Linked DNA regions of Mus musculus: region 1 is linked to region 2. The links are chromatin contacts, found by Hi-C or POLR2A ChIA-PET in ENCODE. All regions are on one chromosome and are shown on one strand. Each heading gives the region's core, a stretch centred on a gene start or an enhancer-like site at or near the end of the contact. The rest is flanking DNA. Distances are from core to core; before and after follow the strand shown.

The links. Hi-C counts contacts between places; a loop is a spot of excess contacts on that map. ChIA-PET counts read pairs that join two places held with the same protein, here RNA polymerase II (POLR2A).
Region 1: a loop to region 2 is called in a map of left cerebral cortex, with 2.2 times the contacts of the local background. The contact joins the promoter of Klf10 here to the promoter of Atp6v1c1 in region 2. A Hi-C loop is called at or near these places in 5 of 37 maps with a recorded cell type or tissue (Patski, T-helper 17 cell, T-helper 2 cell and 2 more). POLR2A ChIA-PET finds 5 or more read pairs at or near these places in 4 of 5 experiments (Patski and embryonic stem cell).

The regions. Positions count from the first base shown.
Region 1 is chr15:38,295,999-38,302,046 of GRCm38, reverse strand. Klf10 (Kruppel-like factor 10) reads left to right here and starts at 1,336. Exons shown (of 4, transcript NM_013692.3): 1 at 1,336-1,488; 2 at 4,195-4,425; 3 at 4,520-5,432; 4 at 5,883-6,048. The coding sequence starts at 1,453. Gm35248 (a long non-coding RNA gene) reads right to left here and starts at 3,300. Exons shown (of 3, transcript XR_001781645.2): 1 at 3,226-3,300.
Region 2 is chr15:38,658,970-38,664,316 of GRCm38, reverse strand. It overlaps Atp6v1c1 (ATPase, H+ transporting, lysosomal V1 subunit C1), which reads right to left and starts at 2,413. Exons shown (of 13, transcript NM_025494.3): 1 at 2,234-2,413.

The DNA of each region.
Region 1 (6,048 bases), core at 87-2,586, 360 kb after region 2:
CCCACAGGAGGGCAGTGACTTTTGTCTCATGATCTGCCTGTCCCAGGGAGAAGATAAAAATCTCTAGTTTGCTTTAAGCCCCGTTATCACTCCCTCCGGCTCCAACAGCTGCCGTGAACCCGCACAAACGGGCGAGGGGGCGGGGCAATAGGGCGCCAACGAGGAGCCAAGAGCTCTCAGACTAGGAGGCTACAGCCTCAGCCGGGCTGCTGCACCCACAAGCTGGCTTCCCTAAGAAGCTCAGCTTGCCCTCAATCCCTGGAGCGGTGGAGGGGGCAGGGACAGGAACTCGATGTTTGACCGGGTCAGGAATCCCACCTGCAAGCATGCTTTCCTCACCCCATCCCCTCAAGCGGTTTCTTGGTAGGGCGTCGGCGAAGACTGTGGTCCCGCGGGTGGGGGAAGTGGAGTCCACCTTGGAAATAGCTCGAACATTGTATTTTAAACTTCAACTACATCAAACTCAAACTCGATTCTGCCACCGAGCGTCGGGTCTGGGGCTCCCTGCCACGCCACTAGCTCTTTGGTACCGGCTTCCCTTAGTCCCCACTCCAACCGCCCAGAAGGACGGGAGGGACGCGCAGAGGCGGGCCCTGCTGCTAGTGCCTGTGCTGCAGATGGGAGGACGAGCCAGCGCCTGCCGCCTTGGGCGTGGGCGGTGAGTGCGAGCAGGTGTCTGTTCCGTGACAGGGCTCCCGCCGCCACCATCTCGCCCTGGTTCTCCCCAGTCCTCCGGCTTAGAGTGACAAAACCCGGCAAATGCTCAGAAATGCCGCTCAGTGGTTCATCCATCCCTTGCTTCCACGCAAGACCCACGAGAACCACGCTGCCAAAGAACGTCTGGTGGCTCGGAGCCGCGCTCGCAGCCTCCGCCTCCGCCTCCTGCTCGGGGTCCCGCCCACTCCCTGGCGGGCCCAGACGCTGTGGGCGCGAAGGGGACTGGGCGGAGCGGGCTTCCCTTCCCACCCCCCACGTGGGGCCGGCTCTCCGCAAAGCCTAGTCGCCGCCACCGCGCCTCCCAGCTATGCCCCGCCGCCGGCGCCGCCCCCGGGCATGGGCGGAGGACTGAAGGCTAGGGTTGGGCGAGGGGCGTCACGGAGTCAGGTGGTCCCCGGAGTTCCCCGGGGCTGGACCGAGGGAACACGGTGCCTCGGGTTGTGTACACGCTCCACTGACAGAGCCTCTTGCAGCCGGGCAGCCGCTGATCACGCGTGGCTCTGCCAGCTCATTGGCTGAGGCCTCACACACCTTTGCCGCTGATTGGTCGACACTAGGCCCCGCCCTCTACCCCGCCCGCGGCGCGGGGCAGGCAGAGCGGCTACCTGCACGGGGAGGGGGGCAGACAGCGCGGAGCGCGGTGGCGTCGACGTCTAGTGTCTCAGTGCTCCCGTCTGTGGCTAACTAAGCAGCCAGCAGCCAGGCAGCTCGCGACCTGCGGCCAGGCAGCCAACCATGCTCAACTTCGGCGCTTCTCTCCAGCAAGCTTCGGTAAGTTACCTGAGGATGCTGGTCCTTTCCTGCCGGTCAGTGTAGGGGAGCCAGCCGGAGCGCGAAGCATGAGCCCCTAAATAAGCCACGCCTGAGAACCCAGGCTGCAGCGGGGTCTTGCAAGGGATTTCCTCCCTGCAGGCTGGAATATCATCGAGGGCATGTGCAAAAAAAAAAAAAAAAAAAAAAAAAAAAAAAAAGGGTCGGAAGAAGCCTGGGACCTGGACCAGGGGAGAGCGATCCTGGGTATCCAGGAGACAAGGAGGACTCTCAGGGAGACCCCAGGAGACGAGTGAGCTGGAGGGGCTGTCTCCCTGGAAGCGCGGTTTAGATGGAGGGGGCGCCCTGCACCTGGCTCTGGCGGGAGATGCCCCTGTCTGCACCAGGAATGCGACCCGGGGTGACAAGGACTACTCACGGTCTGCCTAGCCGAGAGGAGGGCGCCTGCTCTTCGGGGGAGGGGGAAACCCTGCCAGGTGGAGACCGCGGGGCTGGGCTAGCCCGGGGCTGGGGGAGGGGATGGCCGGCTTCGCGCGGGGTATGGAAGGCACGCGGACTCTGCGGCCGCCAGGGGAGCCGCGGCGCCCCCGCAGACGTCGGGAGGGGACTCCCCATCCGAGGCGGAGGCAGGTGGCTGCCTATAGATTACTCTTGGCAGGGGGCAGGGTCCTGCCTTGGAGCCCGACAGCTTGGCGGGGGAGTCGGGACCGCGAGACGCGGGGGCCGCGTGTCGAGGCGGGAACCGTGGGGCCGCGCGCCTGGAGCCCGTGCTGTGGGCGCCGCACGTCTGGGAGCCTGCAGAGACTGCTTGCGGGGGCTCAGGCTGCCGGAAACAGCAGTCGGACGAATGCTGCAGATGCGGGTAGGCTGAGGTCCCGCGGGCCGAGTGGGCGGAGTGCCCCAGGCTCCGGCCGCTCCCCGGAGGCGGCGAGCAGGAGGAGGGCGGCGGTCGGGCTTCCGCGGGGACCCGGCCCCACCTCCCGCAGCCGAGGCGGAGGCCAGGGATGGGCGGCGAACGGGTGCACCCGGGGAGCTTCTCGTCCCCGAGTGACCCAGCCCCGGCCTCCGCCAGGGGCGGGAACGAGGCCCGGCCCTGCTGTCGGTTCCTAAGGGAACCGCGGCTCGGAGGAGGTGGAAGGGGCGGGCGACTCGGGAGCCGACACCGCCCAGCCCTCGCGCCGCCCGGCGCGCACTGGCGAGCGGTTGGCGGCGGCGCCCGCGGCCCCTCCCCGGCCGAGCGGGGGCGGGGGCCCGTGCTCAGGAAGTAGGGGAAAGGTGACGGCGCGGCAATTCCCAGTTCACGTTTCCTGCGCCGCCCGGAGCAGTCGCTGATCACGCTTTGTTCACATGCCTCGCCCCCTCCTCCTCGCGCCCCCACCCTGCCCGCCCAGCCAATCCGGACGCGGGCCGCGGGCCGGCCGGCCAATGGCAGGGGCGGGGCGCGGGGACGTGCGCGCGGCGGGCAGTGTTCCCGGTGACTCACCCGCCAGCCTCATTGAGGTTAGGGCGGCCCCATCGGTCGGTCCCCGCCAGCGAGGATCTCCCCCGCCGGCCTCCCGCGCCCCGCCCCGCCCCGCCCCGCCTCGCTTCTGCCTCCACCCGGCTTCCCTTTCCTGCCTCGCACCAGCTCTTCGCTCCCTCCCGGCTTCCCCTCCCGGCTCACATTCTTCACCCCTGGCTGCCTTTTTTCCCACCCCTCTTTCTTTGAGTTGGTGACTATAGGCTTTTTACACTTACAGTCTTCATCCATTGCAGCTTACATAAAGGCGCGAACGATTATGCAATTACATTGTTAGTGATGTTTCAAGAACCGTGTCTTGTTTTCCCACACTCAGCAGGAAGATAGGCATTTTTAGAAAAGCGTTAAGATTATCATTGCCATTTTATTTATGTATTAGGTTTTTGCTTTGTCTTTATGAGTTCAGGCTGGCCCTGAACTAGTTATATAGCCAGAGTTGGCCTGGAGCCTTATATTCCAGGCTCCCCCACTTTATGAGGCTTTTCATAATTTTTGCAACCTCTACTTTAACCAGAAGAATTTGGAAGTTCTTTTTAAGAGGAAAGTAGAGATGGTTGGTGATTCTTTTGAAATTCAGGTCATGGAACTTTTAATGTGAGACATTAGGTCGAAGGTGTTGCACACAGAGCATGATCGGTTATCAAATCATGTTTTAATTAAATTAAAACCAACTTGTACTCGGGGTTTTTTGTTTGTTTGTTTTTGCATATCCCAAGAACATATTTTATGCCTGTCTGGTCCCTTATGGTACAGAAAAGCATTGTGTTTAATAAATCTGATAAAAATCATAGATATTAAGAGATTGAGACTTGACCAAAATAAAATATTTTTTTCCTCTTTGGTTGCTTTGTGTGTTTTGCATTTTGAGATGCAACTTCCAACTTCTTGGCCTCCACATTCCTGAGATTATACATGTATCCCACCATGCCTGGCTGTATTTGTGTGTGTCCACTTATTTTACTCAATCTCCACCGTATGTGATGAAGTTACCAATTTCAGACTTTAGGTAACTAGATACCACTTTAACCTGGAAGTAGTTTAAGTCAAATTACATTTTAAGACATTCGTCTTAATTCCCTTACTGGTAATAAGGTGGCCTTTAACCTTGAAATAAAATAGCAAGCATTGGGCATTCCTGCGGTTTGGATAACCAGATAACTGATTAGCTTCAACTTTTGTTTTTGTAGGAGGGGAAAATGGAACTAATTTCTGAAAAGCCCAGAGAGGGGATGCATCCCTGGGACAAAGCTGAGCAGAGTGACTTTGAAGCGGTGGAAGCGCTCATGTCCATGAGCTGCGACTGGAAGTCTCATTTCAAGAAATACCTTGAAAACAGGCCTGTCACACCAGTGTCTGATACCTCCGAGGATGACAGCTTGCTTCCAGGGACGCCTGACCTTCAGACAGTCCCAGCATTTGTAAGTATTTTCAGTGGGTAGAAGTGACAGCATTTTTTAAGAGTTTACATAATGGACCTCTAATTCCTCTCCTTGCTTGTGTTTGTATTTGTAGTGTTTAACGCCACCTTACAGCCCCTCTGACTTCGAACCCTCCCAAGGGTCAAATCTGACTGCATCAGCGCCATCTACTGGCCACTTCAAATCTTTCTCCGATGCTGCCAAGCCTCCAGGCGCCACTCCTTTCAAAGAGGAGGAAAAGAATCCTTTAGCTGCCCCTCCTCTTCCTAAGGCTCAAGCCACCAGTGTCATCCGTCACACAGCTGATGCCCAACTGTGCAACCACCAGTCCTGCCCCGTGAAAGCAGCTAGCATCCTCAACTATCAGGACAATTCTTTCCGGAGAAGAACCCACGGAAATGTTGAGGCTACTCGAAAGAACATACCCTGTGCTGCAGTGTCACCAAACAGATCCAAGCCTGAGCCCAGCACAGTGTCCGATGGTGATGAGAAGGCGGGCGCTGCACTATATGACTTTGCTGTGCCTTCCTCAGAGACAGTAATTTGTAGGTCTCAGCCAGCTCCTTCGTCCCCAGTGCAGAAGTCAGTACTGGTGTCTTCACCTACAGTATCCACTGGGGGAGTGCCACCCCTGCCTGTCATCTGCCAGATGGTTCCCCTTCCTGCCAACAACTCTCTTGTTAGCACAGTTGTCCCCAGCACTCCTCCTAGCCAGCCACCAGCTGTCTGCTCACCTGTGTTGTTCATGGGCACTCAGGTGCCTGAGGGCACCGTCGTGTTTGTGGTACCCCAGCCCGTTGTGCAGAGCCCAAGGCCTCCAGTGGTGAGCCCCAGTGGCACCAGACTGTCTCCCATTGCCCCTGCTCCTGGATTCTCTCCTTCAGCAGCAAGGGTCACTCCTCAGATTGACTCGTCCAGAGTAAGAAGTCACATCTGTAGCCACCCAGGGTGTGGCAAGACTTACTTTAAAAGTTCCCATCTGAAGGCCCACGTGAGGACACACACAGGTACTGACCGAGTGGGCTCTGTCTTTGAAGTGGGTGTGTATGTGGAGTTAGACTGTGGACACAAATGCAAGGGAGGGTGAGGTAGATGACTCATTGTCTTTAAAATTAGTCAGTTTGTCCCTAGGCCTGGTGCCACACCCTTGTAATCCCAGCACTTGGGAATTGGAGGCAGAGGAAGCAGCACATCTGGTAATATATACATGATATATATGTATTTATTACATTATTTATTCAGGCGGGGTTTCTTTGTGCAGCCCTGGCTACCCTGGAACTCAGTCTGTAGACCAGGCTGATCTTGAACTCAGATTTCTTTCTGCCTCTATCTCCAGAGTGCTGGGATTAAAGGTGTGAACCATGGCGCCAAGCTTTGATAATTTATGAACTGACCAGCTTTCAATTTTAAACTCTGTGCGTCAATGTATAGTAACCATCTGGCTTTCTTTGCTTCAGGGGAAAAACCTTTCAGCTGCAGCTGGAAAGGCTGTGAAAGGAGGTTTGCTCGCTCCGATGAACTGTCCAGACACCGGCGGACACACACAGGTGAGAAGAAGTTTGCCTGTCCCATGTGTGACCGTCGGTTTATGAGGAGCGACCATTTAACCAAGCATGCCCGACG
Region 2 (5,347 bases), core at 1,164-3,663:
GAAATGCACACACACACACACACACACACACAAGTCTTTAATCCCAGCACTCAGGAAGCAGGTGTATAGCTGTGAGTTCAAGGTCAGCCTGGTCTATATAATGAGTTCGAGGATAGCCAGGGACCCTGTCTCCAAAAGTTAAAATTAAAAAAAAATTAAAAAGATGTGTGTGTGTGTGTTGTGTGTGTAAATCCTGCCCTGTTTAAATGCAGACTAAGAGTAGCCCCTAGCTCTCAGCATTCAGGATGCAGAGCACTATTTCTTGAGATCCGATCTGGTACCTGCAAAGTAACCAAAAGACAAAAGGATCCTGTAGTTTTGAGCAGAAAAGCCGAGGCTCCGACTTCAGCACAACGAGACTCACTTGTTGCCAGACTTAACTGCGATTATCACCGTGAGCACTTTAGCTCACCTTAGGGCTCTTTATCTCCTCCAGCTCGACAGCACACAGAAACCCAAAGCACTCTCACAGAGCAGCTCTGGCTGGCCTGCAACTCACTCTACCTGCCAGGGCGGCTCAAACTGTGGAGGACTTGCAGGGCCACACACAGTCTGTCTCCAGCACCTATGATCTTCACTGGATTCCCTGAGCAGTCTGACTCCAGCTCTCCCCACACACAGGCCAGTCTGTCCACATCCCACCACCACACCTTTCTCATTCCAGGTTCTCTGCAAGTTCTGGAAAGGCACGTTCCTCCTCTCACTTCAAGGCCTTGACAAACTCTGTTCCCTCAACCTGGAATGTCCTTTTCACTCCTGCCTGCTCACCCCCTTTTCACACCAACCTCTTCTCAGTCATATCCTCAACAAAGCCTTCTTTGAATCTTCCACAAAAGTCATATTCCTGGGAAACATCTCTGTACTGCTCCATTACTCCTTCGGAGTAGATTTTACACACACACACACACACACACATTTATGTATATGTGTGTATATATATGTATATATGTAGATGTATATATATATGTGTGTGTGTGTGTATACATATATATATAGAGAGAGAGAGAGAGAGAGAGAGGGAGAGAGAGAGAGAGACAAGTGGTCTCACTATTTATTTAGCTTTGGTTGGCTCTGCCTCCTAAGTGCTAGGACTAAAGGTTAGTGCTCTATCACACGCCAAATGCACGACTATTAAAACCTATCTCCTCTGAATCTGTCTGGAAGCTCTGACAGCAGAGTCCCTGTCTGCTTCCTAAACCTTAGCACTCCCATAGTATCAGCCATAGAGCATGCAGTATATGAACAAGTATCACCAGACTTCAAAACTATTTCCCACTTTTCCACAATGCAGCCTACTACAAAAGCCTGGCCTTTGGCACCCCTAAATCATGTCTTCTTCTCTCATCAGGCCCTCAAATAACGAGGCTTTCACTGAGTAAAAAGTTCTCCTCTGTTGCCTCCAATCCCACCGACTTGCCAAGACCCAAACTCAAGTTTTCTTTCCTCCAGGATACTTTTCTCCTCCTTCTGTTTTTACCAGTTCTATACAACCTCATCTTTCCCCTGTGACTTATCTTCCCACCATCAATGTGAACTTTTAGGGCTGGGCTATTCACACCCGACCATTTCATTCCCGGGGCACCACTAAGTACAGAGTAGACAATTTTCCCCCTGATAACATTTTTCCTCTGAAAAGAACACAAGCTTCCCTCTTATGCCTCATAGGTGATTCAATCTGCCTTATAAGAGACTCTGTCCACCAGTTCCTTTTCGGGGATGTTGTTTAACCTCCCCCAACCCCAATCTAGTGAAATGTTTTTAAGCTGCCTGTATTCCTGTTTCATCCACTGCCTACAATGACCCCCGTGTCCTCTGTGACCGCCCCCTGCCTGCAGTGGGCACCCCTTCCGCCCTGAAAACTGTAATCCCTTCTATTCACATACAGGCGTAAACACCCAGTGGAGACTGCACACACACGCCGGTGAACCCTGAGCCTCACCTGAGGCATTCTGTCACTGTCCACCTTCTCACAAGTGACCAGGACTCGCTGGGATTCCCACCCAAGAAGGACCCGAATGTACAACACTTCTCCCTTCTGCCACTGAGTTCCCCGTCTGGGCCCCTTCCCCCTCCTTCTTCTTCCAAAGACACCAACCCTAGGCCCTGAGATGCGGAGAGCCCGCACCCAGGCCGGTTGCAGGTCCGACGCCACAGTCTAGGCCCCCGCGCCGCCCCCATCCTTCCCCGGCGGCCACTGCAGCGTCAGCTCCCCGCAGGGCTATCGCTCACTGACCCGAGGTGTCTCAGGAGGCGGCGGCGGCGACAGGTGCGGAGGCAGGAAGCCTGGTAGACGTTAACCGCTCAGCGCTCCATCCCTCCCGGACCTAAGCTCCGGCCTTTCGGCTTCCTCGACCCCTGCGCCCAGAGCAAGTCACGTGCCAGCCGGAGCAGTCAGCTGACCGCGGCGCACGCCGCTCCGCCTACGCGCGCGCACCACTGCGCGCAATCACGATGCGGCCAGGCCTCCGGAGAAGGCGGGGCTGAGAGAGCGCGCAGAGCGGGCTTCCGGGTGGGCGGAGCTTGCCGCTCCTCCAGATGCACCTGCGGTGGTTGGCCAGCCACCAGAAAATTCCCGCCCACCCTAAAATTACCCACAGGTTTCAGCCATTCAGACTCCCCCAAGCTCCTGCACTGACTTCTGCACTGCAAGTTTTGACAGTCCAGGTTTCGGGGAAATTTTTTCTAATAATCCACTTCAGTAGTTTCATATTTTTCATCCAATCTGGTATCACTTCGTTCCATAAAGTGATAAAGTGTTCAGGTTTAGTTACTCAGCACCAAACATTGTTAATTAGTTTTTTAGAATTAGCTAGTGGAGTGACCCCCTTGCCAGGAACTCCAAACTGTCTGGTTTAGGGGTACCAAAATGGATACAGGAAGTCAAGAAAGGTTTATGGACAGGGAAAAACCATCAGCCTTGGGTTCCAGAAAAATAGATATCAACCTACTCTCACAAACCGTGCACATCTCATTGGTTGAGAAGTTAGGTGGTGCATATCTCAGCATTTTAGGTTGCATAGAGGATTGGGGACTTGTCTATTTTAATCGTTTTTAGATTTACAGCTTAGCAAAGTGAAGCTCCAGAGGTTATGGTTCTGTTTGCACAATGTGTGGGCACTCCTGGCTGTTCTTACTAGCAAGCGGAATAATAGATTTCCATTGTCAACCTGACTGGCTTTAGAATTGCTAGGAGACAAACCTCTTGGAGGGAGTTTCCAGCCAGGTTTAATGTAGGACATTCACCTCGAATATGGGCAGCAGCATCTTGAATGATAGGAACCAACACAGAATGTTTTTTTTTTTTTTTTCGAGGCTTAGAGAGATGGCTCTGAGGTTAAGAACACATACTGCTCTCACAGAGGATCTGAATTCCTTACTGGCACCCACCTGGAGTGCCTTGTGACTCCAGCTACCTCCAGGAGATCCGATTGGCTTCATCTGGCCTCCTGCAGAACCTGTAATCATATGCACTCCCAGGAAGACAAAACACTCATACACATAAATACAAATAAAATTAATCTTTTAAAAATGATAAATAGGATTAGAGAGAGAAGGTTCAACAGGTAATGGGGCACTAACCACCAAGACTGATGGCCTGAATTGTATCCCCAGAACCACAAAGTGTATTCTGCAAGATAGCCTCCCATCTCCACATGCAAGCTGTAGTACCCACAAATAAATAAATGTAATAAAATTGTCAAATAAATAATCTTTTTTTAAAGGAGAAAGCTAAGCATCAACATTCATTGCTCTCTGCTTCCTGACTACCAATACAATGTAACCAGGGCTCTCAGACTCCTGCCTTCAGAGCTACAATTACTCTCACCACCTTGCTGAACTGTGAGCCAAAAGAAACCCTTCTGTATTCATTGCTTTCCTATTGCTGTGATAAAACACATTCCAGTCCATTACCATCACAGCAGGGAAGTGTGGCAGTAGACAGACATAGCAATCATAATAGCTGAGAGCTCACAAATCAAATAACAAGCAGGAAGCAGAAAGCAAAGGAAAAAAACGGTATGAGTCTTTGCCCCTTACAGTGACATACTTCCTCCAGCAAGGCCACAGCCCCTAAATTTCCTCAAACAGTCCCACCAAACAGGGACCAAGTATTCAAATTCCTAAGGCTGTGTAGGATGCCTCGTTCACCAAACCACAGCTTCCTTCCTTGTTTTTGTCGATTATTTTGTAGCAACAAAAAAAAAAAAAAGGCAATACACAAAATTGTTAGCAAGGAACGGGTTCTTCAGTCTAATAAACCTGTTTCTTAAGTCTTTGAAATTGGTTTGCAGGATCTGTGTGTGAGAGTTTGGCGCTGTGGCCTAGAGCAGCTCTGGAATGCTTTATGGATAGTTTAGTGAGTCATAGTGAGTGGGATCCCGAAGACCAGAATGCCCACAGGAATAAAGGAAATCTGGACTCACTAGGTTTTCGATGGGAACAATGATTTAACTGGGAATCAGACTAGAAGTCCTTTGTATCCGATTCTGGAAAAGAACTTGGCTGCATTCTAGCTCTGTCCTGAAATTTTGTTTCAAATTTTAAGGTTCAGGTCAAAGTGATGGACTAAGTTATTTGGCAAGGGATTTCATGACAGTATAACATCCAGCCTGTAGAATGGTTACTGCTTGCTGAATTTAGCTTTGAATCAGGAAGAAGAAATCTATGAAATAAGCAGTTTGATTGAAGGATCTTGAACACACTTAAAACAACAGATAAGGTAGATGGAGAGAAAGCAGGCATTCCATTGATACCTCATTTACAGAAATACAAATTGAAGGAACTCTGGCCAACCCGACCATGGCGACCATGGCGACCAAGGTGAGTGTGACTCTGACAGACCTTGCCCTTATCCCCAATTCCCTCTGCCTTGCTAAAATCTATTAGATTACATTCTTGAAGCCAGCCACTACGGTCTATTTCCTATTTGGCCAATTCCTCCTCCAGAGGCTGACTACCAAGGTCCAGCAGAGCTTCTGAAGTATTGAAATCCAGCAATCAAAAGCCCCCTTTGACTCACCTAGTTAGCATGCCCAATTAAAATTAAACATCTCACCCTAACATGGGGTTTTCCTTTTTGCCTTTATAAACTGCCATTTTCCTATGGGCCACATCTATCTTCTCTCTATCCAGAGGAAGTCTTTTGTGCCCCCATCCTCTGGGACAAATATCCCTTTCCCTTCTCCCTCATCTGCTATCGCCTGCCTTTGTCTCTTATTACCTGCTTTCTCCTAGCACAAATAACTCATCTTTGTGCTAAGAACTTGGTTGCGGGGTGCCCTGAGCTGCTACTGATCACTTCATAAGTACAGTGAAAAGGAGAAAACCCAAGAAGAGTATTGCTGAA